Linked DNA regions of Homo sapiens: region 1 is linked to region 2. A link is a loop called in an ENCODE intact Hi-C map of the cell type or tissue named here. Cell type or tissue: Caco-2. All regions are shown on one strand. Links, peaks and the distances in the headings refer to the core of each region. The heading gives the core; the rest is flanking DNA. Region 1 overlaps MLLT10 (MLLT10 histone lysine methyltransferase DOT1L cofactor). Region 2 overlaps MLLT10 (MLLT10 histone lysine methyltransferase DOT1L cofactor).

What was found. A loop is a pair of places that touch in the nucleus more often than their neighbours do. Peaks named below come from ENCODE experiments on the same cell type or tissue, not always from the same donor. Only the 100,000 strongest peaks of a DNase experiment are listed, where the experiment ranks them.
Region 1: a loop joins it to region 2, with 6 times the contacts of the local background. A loop is called at or near these places in 2 of 110 quality-filtered maps.

The regions. Positions count from the first base shown.
Region 1 is chr10:21,552,089-21,560,424 of GRCh38, forward strand. All of the region lies in intron 3 of MLLT10 (MLLT10 histone lysine methyltransferase DOT1L cofactor), which reads left to right. Among named protein-coding and RNA genes, the nearest start is that of MLLT10, 22 kb to the left of the region's middle. RefSeq lists an enhancer at 3,401-3,983. In Caco-2, for the core only: no CTCF peak of the experiment used is centred there; a DNase peak (open chromatin) is centred at 3,363.
Region 2 is chr10:21,610,504-21,618,839 of GRCh38, forward strand. MLLT10 (MLLT10 histone lysine methyltransferase DOT1L cofactor) reads left to right here. Exons shown (of 23, transcript NM_001195626.3): 6 at 1,845-1,948; 7 at 4,328-4,421; 8 at 6,609-6,704. Among named protein-coding and RNA genes, the nearest start is that of MLLT10, 80 kb to the left of the region's middle. In Caco-2, for the core only: no CTCF peak of the experiment used is centred there; no DNase peak of the experiment used is centred there.

The DNA of each region.
Region 1 (8,336 bases), core at 157-8,156, 58 kb before region 2:
TGTAATTTCTACATTTTTTGTACGGATGGGGTCTCACTATGTTGCTAGGCTGGTCTCGATCTCCTGGGTTCAAGGGATCCTCCAGCCTTGGCCTCCCAAAGTACTGGGACTACAGGCGTGAGCTACCCTGCCTGGTTTTTGCTAATTTCCAAGACAAAAATATACAGCAGTGTTATTACTTTTTGGTGTTAATTTTTATTTTTTTCCTCTGTGATTAATATTTGTTCTGTATTTCAGCTTTCCTTGTGTTTTTTTTCTTCTAAGACTATAAGACTAAATCTTTGTATATCTTCTTATTGCTTTTTTTTTTTTTTTTTTTGAGATGGAGTTTTGCTTTTGTCACCCAGGCCAGAGTATAGTGACAGTGATCTCAGCTCACTGCAACCTTCACCTCCTGGGTTCAAGCGATTCTCCTGCCTCAGCCTCCTGAGTAGCAAGGATTACAGGCGCCTGCCACCACGCCTGGCTAGTTTTTGTATTTTTAATAGAGACGGGGCTTTACCGTGTTGGCCAGGCTGGTCTCGATCTCCTGACCTCAGGTGATCCACCCGCCTCGGCCTCCCAAAGTGCTAGGATTACAGGCGTGAGCCACCATGCCCGGCCTCTCTCATTGCTTTCTTAAATAATCTGCATGGTTATCGTATTAGGTCGTTTATAGATTCACTTTTCCTTTCCTTCCTTTTATCTTCTTTTCTGTTTATTTTCTTCTTCCTCTTCTTTCCGTCTCCTCTTTCTCCTCTCTTTGATTTTATTCTTCTCTGTTCCTCCTTGCGCCTTCCTCCTCCCTCTTTCTTCTCTCCCCTTTTACTTTCCCTTGTCTTTCCTCCCCCTTCCTTTCCTTTTTAAACCAGGGACCTTCTTCTGGGTACCATCTGCTTGCTCCCATCTGGTCTGTTTGCTCCTTAGGCTTGCTGGAGCATCCTAAGGAACATCCCTTCACCATTATCTTGGAGTTTTCTTCTTGCTTATATTGGATTCCCTGTTTTTCTATCCCCCTACTCCCCTGTTTCTTTATATTTAAGAAGGCACATCTTCTGGCAGCTTCATAGGAAAAGGCGCATGAGAAATAAATTAGGGTTTTGCATGGTTGATAAAATGGGATTGCTATCTTACTTGATTGTTTGACAGAATACATAGAATTCTTGGTTGGAAATCATTTTCCGTCAGAATTTGAAGATATTTCTCTACTGCCTTTTAGCTTTCAGTGTTACTGTTAGCAAGTCCAAAGCAGTTCTAATTTTTTTTTTTTTTTTTTGAGAAGGAGTCTCACTCTGTCACCTGGGCTGGAGTGCAGTGGTGTGATCTCTGCTCACTACAACCTCTGCATCCCGGGTTCAAGAGATTTTCCTTCCTCAGCCTCCCGAGTAGCTGAGACTACAGGCGTGTGCCACTATGCCCAGCTCAGTTTTGTATTTTTAGTAGAGATGGGGGTTTCGCCATATTGGCCAGGCTGGTCTCAAACTCCTGGCCTCAAGTGATCTACCTGCCTCAGCCTCCTAAAGAGTTGGGATACAGACATGAGTCACCACACCCAGCTGCAATTCTGATTTCTTTTCCTTTTCCTTTTCTTTTTTTTTTTTTCAGACAGGGCCTCTCTGTCGCCCAGGCTGAAGTGCAGTGACGTGATCTTGGCTCACTGCAAACTCTGCCTCCCGGGTTCAAGTAATTCTCTTGCCTCAGCCTCCCGAGTAGCTGAGATTATAGGCATGCGCCACCATGCCTGGCTAATTTTTGTATTTTTAGTAGAGATGAGGTTTCACCATGTTGGCCAGGCTGGTTTCGAACTCCTGAACACAGGTGATCTGCCCGTCTCAGCCTCCCAAAATGTTGGGATTACAGGCATGAGCCGCTGCACCCAGCCGATTCTGATTTCTTTTTAATCGTTTGTATGTGGTAGTTCTTTCTGGATTTAGTATTTTCTCTTTAACCTGGTTATTCTGATACTCACGATGGTGTGCTTGCTTATACTCATTGTACTAGGTACACAGTGGTCCTTTTGATTTGTTAGCTCCTGTTTTGGAATGTGAGTTTAGGTCAGGGAGAAAGTTTTTGAATTATTTCTTTGATAATTTCCTCAGTTCTGCTTTGTTTGCCTTTTCTGTATTTAAAAAAAATTTTGGATGTTAGACTTTCTAATCTGATCCTATAATTTTTGTATTTTCTGTTTCAGTTCTTTAACTCTTTTTACTCTATTTTCTGAGGTGATTCCTCACTTTCTCTTCCAACTCTTCACTTAAAAATTTTTTTGTTTGTTTGAGACAGCATCTTGATATTGTAGCCCACGCTGACCTTGAAAGTGATTCTCTCAGCCTTCCATAGAGTTGGGATTATGGGCGTGCCACTACTCCTGGCCCTCCTTCACTTAAATTTTTTTTTTTTTTTTTGAGATGGAGTCTTGCTCTGACCCCAGGCTAGAGTGCAGTGATGTGAGCTCAGCTCACTGCAACCTCCGCCTTCCGGGTTCAAGTGATTCCCCTGCCTCAGCCTACCAGGTAGCTGGGATTACAGACACGCACCACCACGCCCGGCTAATTTTTTTTTTTTTTGTATTTTGGTAGAGATGAGGTTTCACCATGTTGGCCAAGATGGTCTCGATCTCCTGACCTCGTGATCTGCCCGCCTCGGCCTCCCAAAGTGCTGGGACTACAGGCTCTGAGCCACCGGGCCCGGCCCCTTCACTTTAATTTTTCAAGATGGTTATACTAATTTCTTCCTTTGTTTGTTTTTCTTTCTTTCTTTCTTTTTTTTTTTTAGACAGAGTTTTGCCGTGTTTCCCAGGCTGGAGTGCATTGGTGCGATCTTGGCTCACTGCAACCCCTACCACCCGGGTTCAAGCAATTCTCAGGCCTCAGCCTCCCGAGTACCTGGGATGACAGGCGCACGCCACCATGCCCAGCTAATTTTCTATTTTAGGTAGAGACGGGGTTTCACCATGTTGGTCAGGCTGGTCTCGAACTCCTGACCTCAGGTGATCCACCCGCCTTGGCCTCCCGAAGTGCTGGGATTACAGGCGTGAGCCACTGTGCCCGGCCATACTTTTTAATTTCTAAGGACTCTTTATGCTCTCAGCTGCTCCTTATTTTTGTAATCTTCTGTTCAAGTTTCTTGGATACAATTTATTTTAATTTAAATTTAATTTAATTTTATTTTTTTGAGACAGAGTCTTGCCTGTCACCCAGGCTGCGGTGCAGTGGTGTGATCTTGGCTCACTGCAGTCCCCACCTCCTGGATTCAAGCAATTCTCCCTTCTCAGCCTCCTCAGTAGCTGGGATTACAGGCGCCTGCCACCACGCCTGGCTAATTTTTGTATTTTTAGTAGAGACTGGGTTTTGCCATGTTGGCCATGCTGGTCTCAGACTCCTGACCTCAGGTGATCCACCCTCCTCCACCTCCCAAAGTGCTGGGATTACAGGCGTGAGTCACAATGCCTGGCTGATACTTTAATTGGAGGTTTTTGTTTTGTTTCAGTTACGAAACTTTCTTCTGCTCCTTGAACTCTTCTTTTGTACTGTTTTGGCCTGTCTTTCGTGTTAGTGACTTTATGTAAAAATCTGGTGATTCTCAGCCTTGATTCAAATGTAAGACAATTTTTTTTTTTTTTTTTTTGAGAGGGAGTTTCACTCTTGTTGCCCAGGCTGGTGTGATCTTGGGTCGCCACAACCTCTGCCTCCCGGGTTCAAGTGGTTCTTCTGCCTCAGCCTCCTGAGTAGCTGGGTTTATAGGCATGCACCACGATGCCCAGCTAATTTTGTATTTTTAGTAGGAACAGGGTTTCTTCATGTTGGTCAGGCTGGTCTCGAACTCCCGACCTCAGGTGATCCACCTGCCTCCGTCTCCAAAAGTGCTGGGATTACAGCACTTTTTCAAGTGGTGTGAGCCACTGTGCACGGCCCTTTTTTTTTTTGGACACGGAGTCTCGCTCTGTTGCCTAGGCCAGAGTGCAATGGTGCGATCTCGGCTCACTGCAACCTTCGCCTCCCGGGTTCAGGCAATTCTCCTGCCTCCGCCTCCTGAGTAGCTGGGACTACAGGCATGCGCCACCACACCTGGCTAATTTTTGTATTTTTAGTAGAGACGGGGTTTCGCCATGTTGGCCAGGCTGGTCTCAGGGTGGTCCGCCCTCCTCGGCCTCCCAAAGTGCTGGGATTACAGGTGTGAGCCACCGTGCCCAGCCTCAAATTTAAGACAAATTCTTAATGAGTGGATTGGAAGTTTTGTGTGAGCAGACATTATTGAGTGATAGACTTCATCATAAGTGATCTAGCGGGGTTCTTAGCTTAGTAAGAGAGAAATATATCTGATCATGATCACCTGTTTGGGGTTGACAAACCTGGTTACCAATATTCCTTTAGCCAGATGGATGTTGGAATTTGAGGATTTAGAATTACACTTTTATGATTCTTGTTTTTCTTCAGCTGCTCCTGGTGTCTCTGAGTGTAGATTTCTTCCATTTACCCTCTCTAGGAAATTAAGCTTTGCAGTTTTCTAGGGCAGGTGAGAGCCAGTTACGCGTTAGTATGTAGTGAATAAGGGATTGTTTTGATTGCTTTTCAGATGGTATGCAATTCCTGTTGGTTAGCCTCATCTGAAAACGTCACTCCTGGATACATAGAACATCACTGCGCATGTGCATCTCCCCACCCCCGATGCCTGGTGTCTAACGTTCCTCCAGTTTCTGGTGCTCTGATGCATTGCTTTTGGGCTTGTCTTACTACAGCAGCTTTCTTCGGTCCTCAGTCATTTACCACTTGTCATATGTCCTTTCTAGTTTCCAGGGATATTCTTTTTTATATTTATGGCTTTATGCCATTTATCTCAGTTGTCATTTGGCGTTTCAAGAAGGAGAGGTGGTAGTGTTTAAGTGGAATTAACTACTTGTGTTTCTGATGTGGTCTTTTATATTTCTTACAGGGTTTTGTTTTACCAAGTACTAGTCTTCAGTCTATCCTGTTTACTTGATTTTTTCCCACTCAACTCACAAACATTTTTGAATCATCTCATGAATTCTGCTTTCCATTTACATTTTTGCCCTTTTGTCTTTTCCTCTTCGCTGTTAAACTTCCTGAAAAAATAAAACTAGTTGATTCACTTCTTCAAATGCCTACTGTGTTGTTATTTTTCCCCTTGTGCTTAATGATTGAGTTATAACTCAGTTATTATAAGTAATAGTTTATGAAATCTGTATTTGATATAACACTTTCATCATGGACACTGTCCATTTTGTTCTTCAGTGACTCTTAACATAAAAGATCCACGTACAAGAAGTTCTTTTAATAATAAAGCATCAGGAAAATTATCTCCCTTGCGTATCTGGTATATTTCCTCCTTTTTGATAGATCTGTGAAATACATTCTGTTTGTCTTTTTGTCCTGGTTACCAGGCAGCCTAGAACCAAATCTGGTCTTTAGTTACATCAGCTATATTAATATCATTATTAGTATATTTGTTCCCTCTTTCTCCTTCCGTGGGGTTTAGGACTTCACCTCTTATCTCTGTTTCTCTGCGTGTTGATTTCATTCTCTCATACTACAGACTCTACTTCATGAGGCTGGAACCATGACTGCTGGCAGCTCTTGTTTCCAGCCCCTTTTACCAGAAGAAGGGGCTCTCTAGAAGAATCCTGGAAAGGACTCTGATTGGCCTGTCTTGGATCATGTGCCCATCATCTCTGTGGCTGGAGTGGGGAGGGTACTGTGAATGGCAACCCTCACTAGAACTACATAGTTGGAGTCAGGGGTAAGAGCAGTTTCCATAATGCAGGGGGGTGGGTGCTGTTTGCAAAACAAGGGGGATGCTTATGAAGCAGAAAAACAATAGATGTCTATCATACTGGCTTTTATTATTTTTCTTTTTTTTTTTCTTTTTTTTTTTTTTTTTTGGAGACAGAGTCTCGCTCTTTTGCCCAGGCTGGAGTACAGTGGTGCGATCTGGGCTCACTGCAACCCCTGCCTCCCGGGTTCAAGCAATTCTCTGGCCTCAGCCTCCCAAGTAGCTGGGATTACAGGTGCCTGCCACCACGTCCAGCTAATTTTTTGTATTTTTAGTAGAGATGGGGTTTTGCCATGTTGGCCAGGCTCGTCTCGAACTACTGACCTCCGGTGATCCACCCACCTCGACCTCCCAAAGTGCTGGGACTACAGGCGTGAGCCACTGTGCTTGGCCTTATTTTTCTTTTTTTAATTGTTATAATACTTGTCCTTTATTGTAGACTGCCTCAAATCCTTTTCTAAAAATTTTAGGTTTAAGTATATTAAATATCCTAAAATAACATAAACTCCTATTCATTCACTCTTTAAGGGTGCAGTGAGCTATGATCATGATCCTGCCACTCTACTCCAGCCTGGGTGACAGAGGAGACCCTATCTCTAAGAAAAAAGAAAAAAATCAAAATATGATCATGGGCTTTGGAGTCAGATGAACTAAATATATGACTGAGCAAGTTTCTTCTTCTTTTTTTTTTTTAATTTTTAATTAAAGAATAGAGGTGGGGTTTTGCTATGTTGCCCAGGCTGGTCTTGAACTCCTGGCCTCACGCAGTCCTCCCTCCTTGGCCTCCCAAGGTGCTGGGATTACAGGCATGAGTCATTGTGCCCAACCTCTTTTCAAAAAATTTTTATTTTTTTAAATTTTAAGTAGAGACATCTATTTGTTTTGACACTATTCCTCTCAGTTCCACAGTGGCACTATGTCATAAATCAGCTGTTAATATTTGTATGCATTTCTTTCTGAACTTTGTGTTCTTTTTATGTGCCTTTGTGCGAGAACCACAGTTTTAAAATTACTATAGCTTCATATTAATAATAACTCTGGATACAAGATACCAGAAAGAATTAGTCCTTCTATATTGTGTTCCTTTTTTGTTGTTGTTTTAAGTATCTTGCCACTTCTTAGCTCTTTGCATTTGATAAATATTTTGAACCATAATGTTCCACAAAAATGTTGCTAGTGTTTTGTTTGAGTTTGCATTGATTGTGTATATCAGTTTGGGGAGAATGGACTTCTTCTTTCTTTTTGAGACAGAATCTTGCTGTGTCGCCCAGGCTGGAGTGCAGTGGTACAATCTTGGCTCACTGCAGCCTCCGACTCCTGGATTCAAGTGATTCTCCTGCCTCAGCCTCCCAGGAAGCTGGGACTACAGGCATCCGCCACCACGCCTGACTAATTTTTGTATTTGTAGTAGAGAAGGGGTTTCACTATGTTGGCCAGGCTGGTCTCGAACTCCTGACCTTGTGATCCGCCTTGGCCTCACAAAGTGCTGGGATTACAGGCATGAGCCACTGCGCTTGGCAAGAATGGACATCTTTATATATAGTTTTGAATTTTTGAATCCATGAACATGGTAATCTGATTATTCAGATTTTCCATATTCATTGTGGTAAAATACACATAATACAAAATATACCATTTTAACCATTTTTATGTATACAGTTTAGTGGCATTAAGTACATTCACAGTGTTTATAACCGTCAGCAGTATATATTTCCAGAACTAATTCCAAAGAGAAATTCTGTACCTTGTAAGCATAACTCTCATTTCGCCCTCTCTATAGCCCCTGGTAACTTCTGTTTTCTTTCAAGTTGCCTAGTTTAGCTACTCATGTAAGTGGAATCTTATATTTGTTCTTTTGTACGTAGCTTATTTCACTTTGAATGTTTTCAAGGTTCGTCTATGTTGTAGCATGTACCAGAATTTGAATCTTGTTTATAGCTGAATACTACATAATCCATTGTTATGTATATACCGTGTTTTGTTTATCCATTCATCTGTTGATGGAAACTTGGGTTGTTTCTACCTTTTTGCTATTGTGAATAATGCTGAGCTGAACACTGGTATTCTAGCATCTGTTTGAATCTTTTTTTTTTGGGTCGGGTGGGTGTACATTAGGAATGAAGTTGCTGGATCACATGGTAATTCCGTTTGGCTTTTTTTTTCCTGAGACGGAGTTTCACTCTTGTTGCCCACGCTGGAGTGCAATGGTGTGATCTTGGCTCACTGCATCCTCCGCCTTCCGGGTTCAAGTGATTCTCCTGCCTCAGTCTCCTGAGTAGCTGGGATTACAGGCGTGCGCCACCACACCCGGCTAATTTTGTATTTTTAGTAGAGACAGGGTTTCTCCATGTTGGTCAGGCTGGTCTCGAACTCTCTACCTCAGGTGATCTGCCCGGGCTGGGCCTCCCAAAGTGCTGGGATTTGAGCCACCACGCCTGGCCTGTTTGGCCTTTTGAGGAACTGCCAAAATGTTTTTCACAGAGACTTCAGCTTTTTGTATTCCTACCAACAATGCATGAAGGTTCAGTCTTTTTCCACTCAAGTCTTTTTCAGTTTTCTTCAATTCT
Region 2 (8,336 bases), core at 75-8,074:
TTTTTTTCTGTATGTCGGTAGGACAATTCCAGAGACTACTTGACTGTTTTTCACCTGTGAAATGGTTACTTCTCTGGGGAGGAGATCTCCCATTCTGGATGTTTCACCCCCCTTCTTTTTTTTTTTTTATAAATAAAAATTATCATATTTTTAAGTTTTATGGGATGGTTAAGTAATGATTTCTATTCACTGTCAGCTCTTTGGAAGTTACTGAGGTATTTGAGGCCTCTTTTGCATATTTTCCCCAAATTTTGCCATATAGAGTGTTACTGTTTCAATGTGCTCTATTTTTAAATTTTTTTGATCATTTGTAGGCAAAAATGCATGCTAAATTCTTCCATTGTAACTAGTACTTAGGAATACTTTTATTCAGTGTGTCTAGATAGGTTTTGTTGTTATTTGGGATTTTACTTTTTAGAGGTATAAAATGATGTTTGTAATTCAGTTGAGTCTGAATCCTAGTTTTTCTTTCTTTTTTCTCTTTTTTTTTTTTTTTTTTTTCCTTTTTTTGAGATGGAGTTTCTCTCTTGTTGCCCAGCCTGGAGTGCAATGGCATGATCTTGGCTCACTGTAACTTCCACCTCCCTGGTTCAAGCGACTCTCCTGCCTCAGCCTCCTGAGTAGCTGGGATTACAGGCATCTGCCACCATGCCCGGCTATTTTTTTTTTTTTTTTTTGTAATTTTAGTACAGACAGGGTTTCACCATGTTGGCCAGGCTGGTCTCGAACTCCTGACCTCAGGTGATCCACCCATCTCGGCCTCCCAAAGTGCTGGGATTACAGGTGTGAGCCACCACGCCCAGAGAATCCTAGGTTTTCAATAGAGGAGTTGAAATCATGTACCTAGTTAGATAATTAGTTTTTTTTTTTTTCTGTGTCCTTGTAAATATTGTTGCATGGTGTTATTTGGCACCACAGTGCAAAGTGAATGAAACCATTTGGTTGTGTTGAAGTTGGGCTAGGTTATGCTTTATTACTATTTAGAAATTAGTTTCTTTTTCAACATGTATCACCTGATTATATGTAGTTAGACATAACTTTTTGTATCCTCAACTTGGAGTCTGCTGATTTTATTCATTATACACCGATACTTACAGATTGTTGTTTTTGCAGTTCAGTCTTCTGTCACATGACCAGCCATGATTTTGAGCTGTGAAAAGTTAATATTGCGTATTAGTTACTTGCACATGGAAAATGGAAGATGTCAGTCAAAGTTTCTCGGGGTGTTCATTGGCTTTGTATCTCTTGGGCATTTCTGACCTACTTAGCTAAAGTATCTTCTTCTGTAGCCCACATATGTCAGCTTGGTGGGGCTGAATGACAGCCTACCCGTATAGGATTCCTCACAGACAGTGGAAATGAATGACCTAAACGTTGCTAATTCGTGTAGGGCTGTTATTTGTCTCTTAGGTCCCAATACCCTGTTTCAAACCCTCTTAGATATGATTATTTCCTGCAGAGGGGAAAGATAAACATTGTTTTTACACCCTTGTTACAGGAATCAGTCTTGATGACAAGGTGTTGGGAAGAAGAGGTGTGGTAGATTGTGTCCTGGCCCGCCAGCCTCAGTGCCTGGGAAGAGTCTTCCTGTCTTGCAAAGTTTGTGAGACTGATGAAGATAATGCCTTTGTGAATTTTTTTAATAGGACTATTTGTATGTCTTTGTTTATATTTTTCTGTTTGTATTGTATGCAAAAATTAGATTATTGTCCAAAATGAATTCATATTTTGAGTTAAGATAGGTTACTTAGTATACCTGATCTTCATTTCTGAAGATAATTGTAAAATTCTGATTCATGTTAAGAACATGTATGATTTTTGTCTTTTTTTTTTTTAACCCCAAGACTTGCTACATTTGTGATGAACAAGGAAGAGAAAGCAAAGCAGCCACTGGTGCTTGCATGACATGTAATAAACATGGATGTCGACAGGCTTTCCATGTAACATGGTAAGGATGTTTCCATTGTTGCACAGAACTGAACTTGGTAAATACCTTGTGTAACAATCATAAGTTAAAGACTTAGATACTCAAACATTAATTATGGTAAACTTTATTGGTATAGTTTCTATGTTCACATTTACTTATTTGTAATAAAGATAATTTTAATAACTGAATGTATTTACCAGAGTGATTTTGCAATAAGTGGACTCTGGTTCTGATGTTTTATTCTCTGTAAGCTTCAGTTTCGTCTTGTTTAAAATTTTGGTATTGATTACCTATCCTTCGATTTGTTATTATGATTAAATGAGCTAATCTAGGTAAGCTTAGTGCAGTGTCTGAATACAAGGATTCGGTGAATGATAGTACTTCCTTACCTTCTGTGTCTCAAGTGAGAAGTAGTGTAACCACTGTCATTCTCAATATTACAATGGCGACTTCACAAAAACTTATTTAAGATACTCTTTCATGCCGGGTGCAGTGGCCCACACCTGTAATCCCAGCACTTTGGGAGGCCGAGGTGGGTGGATCACCTGAGGTCAGGAGGTCCAGACCAGCCTGGCCAACATGGCAAAACCGTGTCTCTACTAAAAACACAAAAATTAGCCAGGTGTGGTGGCACATGCCTGCAATCCTAGCTACTTGGAAAGCTGAGGCAAGAGAATCGCTTAAACCTGGGAGGTGGAGTTTGCAGTGAACCGAGATTGCGCCATTGAACTCCAGCCTGGCGACAAACCAAGACTCTGTCTCAAAAAAAAAAAAAAAAAAAAAAAAAAGATATTCTTTCAGCAACAAAATTTCAAGGGCAAAAATTATTTACAACAATATATTTTACATAATAGGTAACAGTTCCAAATAAAAAGTTTGGGAATAATCTGTGCACTAATTTTAAGAATCAGTCTATGCTTCACTGCCAGTGTAAGTACATGCTCATTTCCTGAGTTTTTAGTGTGTAGTTATATGAAATCTGTTTTATACTACTATTGTGAAATGGAAAACGGTTTTTGACTTTTATAAATTCTCGTAATGACTGTACCAAATTTCTCAAAGATGAAAGTAGTTTTTGGGGTATGAGATCTGTATACTAATATAATTTTGGAATGTTAAAAGTGTGAAAGGTCAAATTGAAAAGATGGTGATTAGAAACTTCAGCGTTTTGTGTTTTTAAAAATGAATATGCTAGGCACTGTGGCTTACGCCTGTAATCCCCAGCACTTTGAGAGACAGAGGTGGGCAGATTGCCTGAGCTCAGGAGTTCAGAGCCACCCTGGGCAAGGTGGTAAAACCCCATCTCTACTACAAATATGAAGAAATTAGCCGGGCATGGTGAAGCATGCCTGTAATCCCAGCTACTCGGGAGGCTGAGATGGGAGCATTGCTTGAGCCCCAGAAGGCCGAGGTTGCAGTGAGCTGAGATCATGCCACTGTACTCTGGCCTGGGTGACAGAATGAGGCTCCATCTAAAAAAAAAAACAAAAAACAAACAAAACGAATATTAGCTGGGTGCAGTGGCTATGCCTGTAATCCCAGCACTTTAGGAGGCCAAGGTGGGAGGATCGCTTGAGTTAAAGAGCAGTCTGGGCAACATAGCAAGACACCTCATCTCTACTAAAAATAAAAACAAAATTAGCCAGGTGTGATGGTGTACTCCTGTAGTCCCAGCTATTTGGGAGGCTGAGGTGGGAGGATTGCCTGAGCCCAGGAGGTTAAGGCTGCAGTGAGCTTTCATTGCACCACTGCACTCCAGCCTGGGTGACAGAACGAAACCCTGTTTTTTTTTTTCAAAAAAAAAAAAAAAAAAAGAATATTGTAACATTAGGTTTCATTTTCATTTCTTCCATTGCTTTTTACTGAAAAGCACAATTTATGTTTATCTCGCTTATTGTGCTGTGACTTAAAGCACTTAGAGTTGCAAATTTAGTCTTGAGTGAATGCATGTTTTCCTTGTAAGGTTATGTAATCTGCATCCATGGGCTAAATACCATCACTTCGGCCCTTTAGAGGCATGGCCTTTCCATTTGTACCTGTGACAGATTGAAAAAGTAAAATGAAGTGTTAACTGATGGGGTGGGATTGAGGGGGAAGAGAATGTATCTTAAACTTAATATCTATTTGGAGACATAAAACATGTGTACATCTTCATCCTAATATGAGATGTGTGAAGAGTTTGTTTTAAGCCATAAACATAACTTTAAAAAAAGATCAGTTGCAGGTTGGGGTGAAATACACTTGGTCACAGCTAGAATAAAGCTTTTTATTTTCTCATTTTTTTCTTAGGAGATGTTATTTTCTCAGAGCATGAATGATTGGAAGTAAATTTTATTTGCTTATATATACAGGTACTGTGATTTTAGTATATCAATAAATATACTTGGCTTTTATTTTCAGCGCTCAGTTTGCCGGACTGCTTTGTGAAGAAGAAGGTAATGGTGCCGATAATGTCCAATACTGTGGCTACTGTAAATACCATTTTAGTAAGCTGGTAAGAATTTCTCTTGGATTTAATGAAATGATTATGATTAGTTTTGACAATAGAATGACACTGTTTTATTAAAAAAAGCATATAACAGTTCCTTTTTCCTTGAGTTTTTGGCTGGAGATTGTGTTTAGCATGTTCTTTATTGGAAGTAAATAGATCTGTTAATAGTAATTTTAAAAGATTTTGCTTGCTTCGGTGTATTTGTAAAGGTGAATATTCTAAAGTACTCTCATTTAGAATATATATTAATATTAGGCCGGGTGTTGTGGCTCACACCTGTAATCCCAGCACTTTGGGAGGCCGAGGCGGGTGGATCACCTGAGGTTGGGAATTGGAGACCAGCCTGACCAGCATGGGGAAACCTCGTCTCTATTAAAAATACAAAATTAGCGGGGTGTGCTGGTGCATGCCTGTAATCCCAGCTGCTTGGGACGCTGAGGCAGGAGAATTGCTTGAACCCAGGAGGTGGAGGTTGCAGTGAGCCGAGATCCTGCCATTACACTCCAGCCTGGGAAACAAGAGTGAGACTCCGTCTCAAAAAAAAAAAAAAAAAGAAAAAAAAAAAGAAAATATATAAATATTGATAGTGAATGTTGGTATACATTTAGTGAAAAAATTAATCTGTAGGAAACTTTATATTTTTAAGGTCTTTAGTTAATTGGATTTTTGGTGCCAATTTTACATTTTGTGATTATCACTTTGTTTCTCATTTTCTGCTTAATTACTATTACCCATTTATTTATTTTCATTTTTATTTACTGGGAAATAGTAAAACTGAAGTAAGGCTGTTTTGTAACTTGCTTAAAAACCTTCAGAAAAATATATTTAAATACAACTTTGGGAATTCTTTAGATTTGGTCACTATTTGCTGTCACACAGGATCATGGTGATTGAGTTAGTAACATTTGATTGGGTGTTACATATTTGTATCCATGTTCCTTTGAAGGGTCAGTATGCCTGAAGTCCCGAGTATCTACTTCTCATTCTTTTTAATGGTAGATATTAATACACTGAAGGTTTAAGGCTTCTTTATTTTTCTTTTGGTTTCTAATTTTTAAATTATTATATTTCCCTTGTGAATGGGGCTATTTCTTTTGAAAATAAATACTACAAGGGGCCCCTGTTTTATGAAATGAGCAGTTTAGGCCTCTAATATTTTGGTTCTTGTATACGAATTACTTAAGAGTGTGTATCTGTGTATCCTTTGATGCTGAATGCTTTATTTTAATGACTTAACAAAAATTTTGAGATTATAAAATTGAAAATTTTTCTTCCTAGGTGTAATAAGCATATTGAAATACTCATTTTCTAAATGAGAGATGATATAAATAAAAAAATGGATTTTGAAGTTTGTGCAAATAGAATTTTCTTATTGCTAATTATAGACATGATGTTATCCCATTTGATAGTTGGGAAAAATATCTGTTTAATAATTTAATAAGATTGTATAATCTTTACATTTGCATGGAATTTGAACTTCTTTATAGTCATTTTTATCTAGTTTACACCAATTCGATGTGGTACCAACTTTTAAACACCTCAAATAACTCTCACCTTCATACTTAATTATGCAATGGTACAAGTGTTTTAAACAGAAATGTGTGATGCTTTTTAGTAATGCTTTGAAAAGTGCATGAGTCTAATACTGACATTTCCTTTAATTTTTTAATTTTTTTCTTTATTTGCTCTATCAAATAAAATGTGCAGGAATTATTTATTGAACTGCAGAGATAAATTTTTAGAAAACTGTATACCTTAATACTGATGGTATAAGATTAAAAGTCTTTTTGCTTTTCCTAGTGGCATAAAGTAACACTTCAAATATTTACCTTTCTATTCTTCTAGTCTTGGCACCCTTTTTTAATACGGCATTTTCTCTTTGTATTGAAACTTTTTATTTTTAAGCTGATGTTGAAAATATATAGTAGCTTATTTGAAAATAGATGATCTGTTTTCACACATTTTAATTAATTTACAAAAATATGGCATTAATGTTTAGATTTTCTTTTATAATGCAATGGATGATATATGAATGGTGTCTAAACTGGATTATATAGATTGAAATAGACTTAAAAATTTCAGTAGACATTAAAAATACTTTATAGTTGAATTGGTTTAAGCCTAACAAAAAGATTTGTTTAAAAAGTTTTATATACATATACATATATGTATATATATTTTCTTTTTTAGAAAAAGAGCAAACGGGGATCTAATAGGTCATATGATCAAAGTTTAAGTGATTCTTCCTCTCACTCTCAGGATAAACATCATGAGAAAGAGAAAAAAGTAAGTGGATTTGTTGTTGCTAAATTTGTAGCACATCTACTTAATAGAATTTTTTTTTGCCTTTTTAGATAAAATTACATTCTTGATAGTTAAATGGAGACATTGAAATATAGAAACATTTTGGCTAATAAAGAGTATTTAATGAAATGATAGGTTTAATGCCATATTTGTGAATATGGTTTTACCCATTGCAACTGAACATTTAGATTACAACTTTACTGAAAGCATGAGGGAAATTTCTTGCATGTGTTACTGTGGTCATCTTGCGAAATCTTTAGGTGACTTCAGCAATAATAGTTCGTTGCTATATATTATTAACTGATTTCTTCGCCTGTAAGTAATTATCAGCTTTTTTCCTTTATAATAGAACAATTTTGAAGTTCTATATATTCTTGGCTATTTTTTCTTTTTCAGTGGTGCTACTGGTTTATTAATTTTTTCTAGTGGCTACATGTCATGTCTTTTGTTTGAGAATATTTTGTCTTTTAATTAAAACACTAAAAGCTTGCCTAAATACTAATCTGTCTTTTTCTGACTTGCCTGTTTTTCCCGCTTACATTTTTACTTGCTTTATAGGAAATACTTTTTAATAAACTAAAAAATAATACTGGAAAATCATTTGTACTTAATTTGTTCTTTAATATGTTCTTTAAGAACATATTGCCATTAGCTGAGCATGGTGGTGGGCGCCTGTAGTCCCAACTACCCAGGAGGCTGAGGCGAGAGGATCGTTTGAGTGGAGGCTGTAGTGTGCTGGGATTGTGCCAGTGCACACCAGCTTGGGAGACAGAGTGAGACCCCTGTCTCTTAAAAATGAATCTATTATGAATTGTGTTTAAGGAAGTGAAGATAAAAAGGACATTGTCAAATGGAAAAGAATATTTTTCTTACAAAGTTGGTATATGCTAGTTTTGGAAATGTTTCTGCAGACTGTATTTAAAATTTAGATCTCTTATCATTTTCACATTTGTAAATATGATTTGGTAAATGCCAACAAATAATTGTTTAAAAACATTTTGGGCTGGGCGTGGTGGCTCAAGCTTGTAAGCCCAGCACTTTGGGAGGCTGAGGGAGGTGGAGGAGTTTGAGACCAGCCTGGCCAACATGGTGAAACTGTGTCTCTACTAAAAATACGAAAAAAAAAAATTATTCGGGCCTGGTGGTGGTTGTTTGTAATCCCAGCTACTCAGGAGGTTAAGGCAGGAGAATCACGCTTGAACCCAGGAGGCAGAGATTGCAGTGAGCCGAGATCATGCCACTGCACTCCAGCCTGGGCGACGGAGCGATACTCTTGTCTCAAAAGAAAAAAAAAATTTTTGGTTTGAGTTAGTGCTTTTTCAAGGTAAACATTGTAGAAACTTAAGTAGTTTTGAGAGTAAATTCTCTATCATGAGTGAAATAATTATAACTTAGGGCTGTTGTTTGGCATTTATTTATTTATTTAGAGACAGAGTCCCACTCTGTTGCCCAGGCTGGAGTGCAGTGGTGTGATCTCAGTCTACCGCAACCTCTGCCTGCTGGGTTCAAACGATTCTCGTGTCTCAGCCTCCCTAGTAACTCTGTCGCCCAGGCTAGAGTGCAGTGGCGTGATCTCGTGTTATTGCAACCTCTGCTTCCCGGGTTCAAGTGATT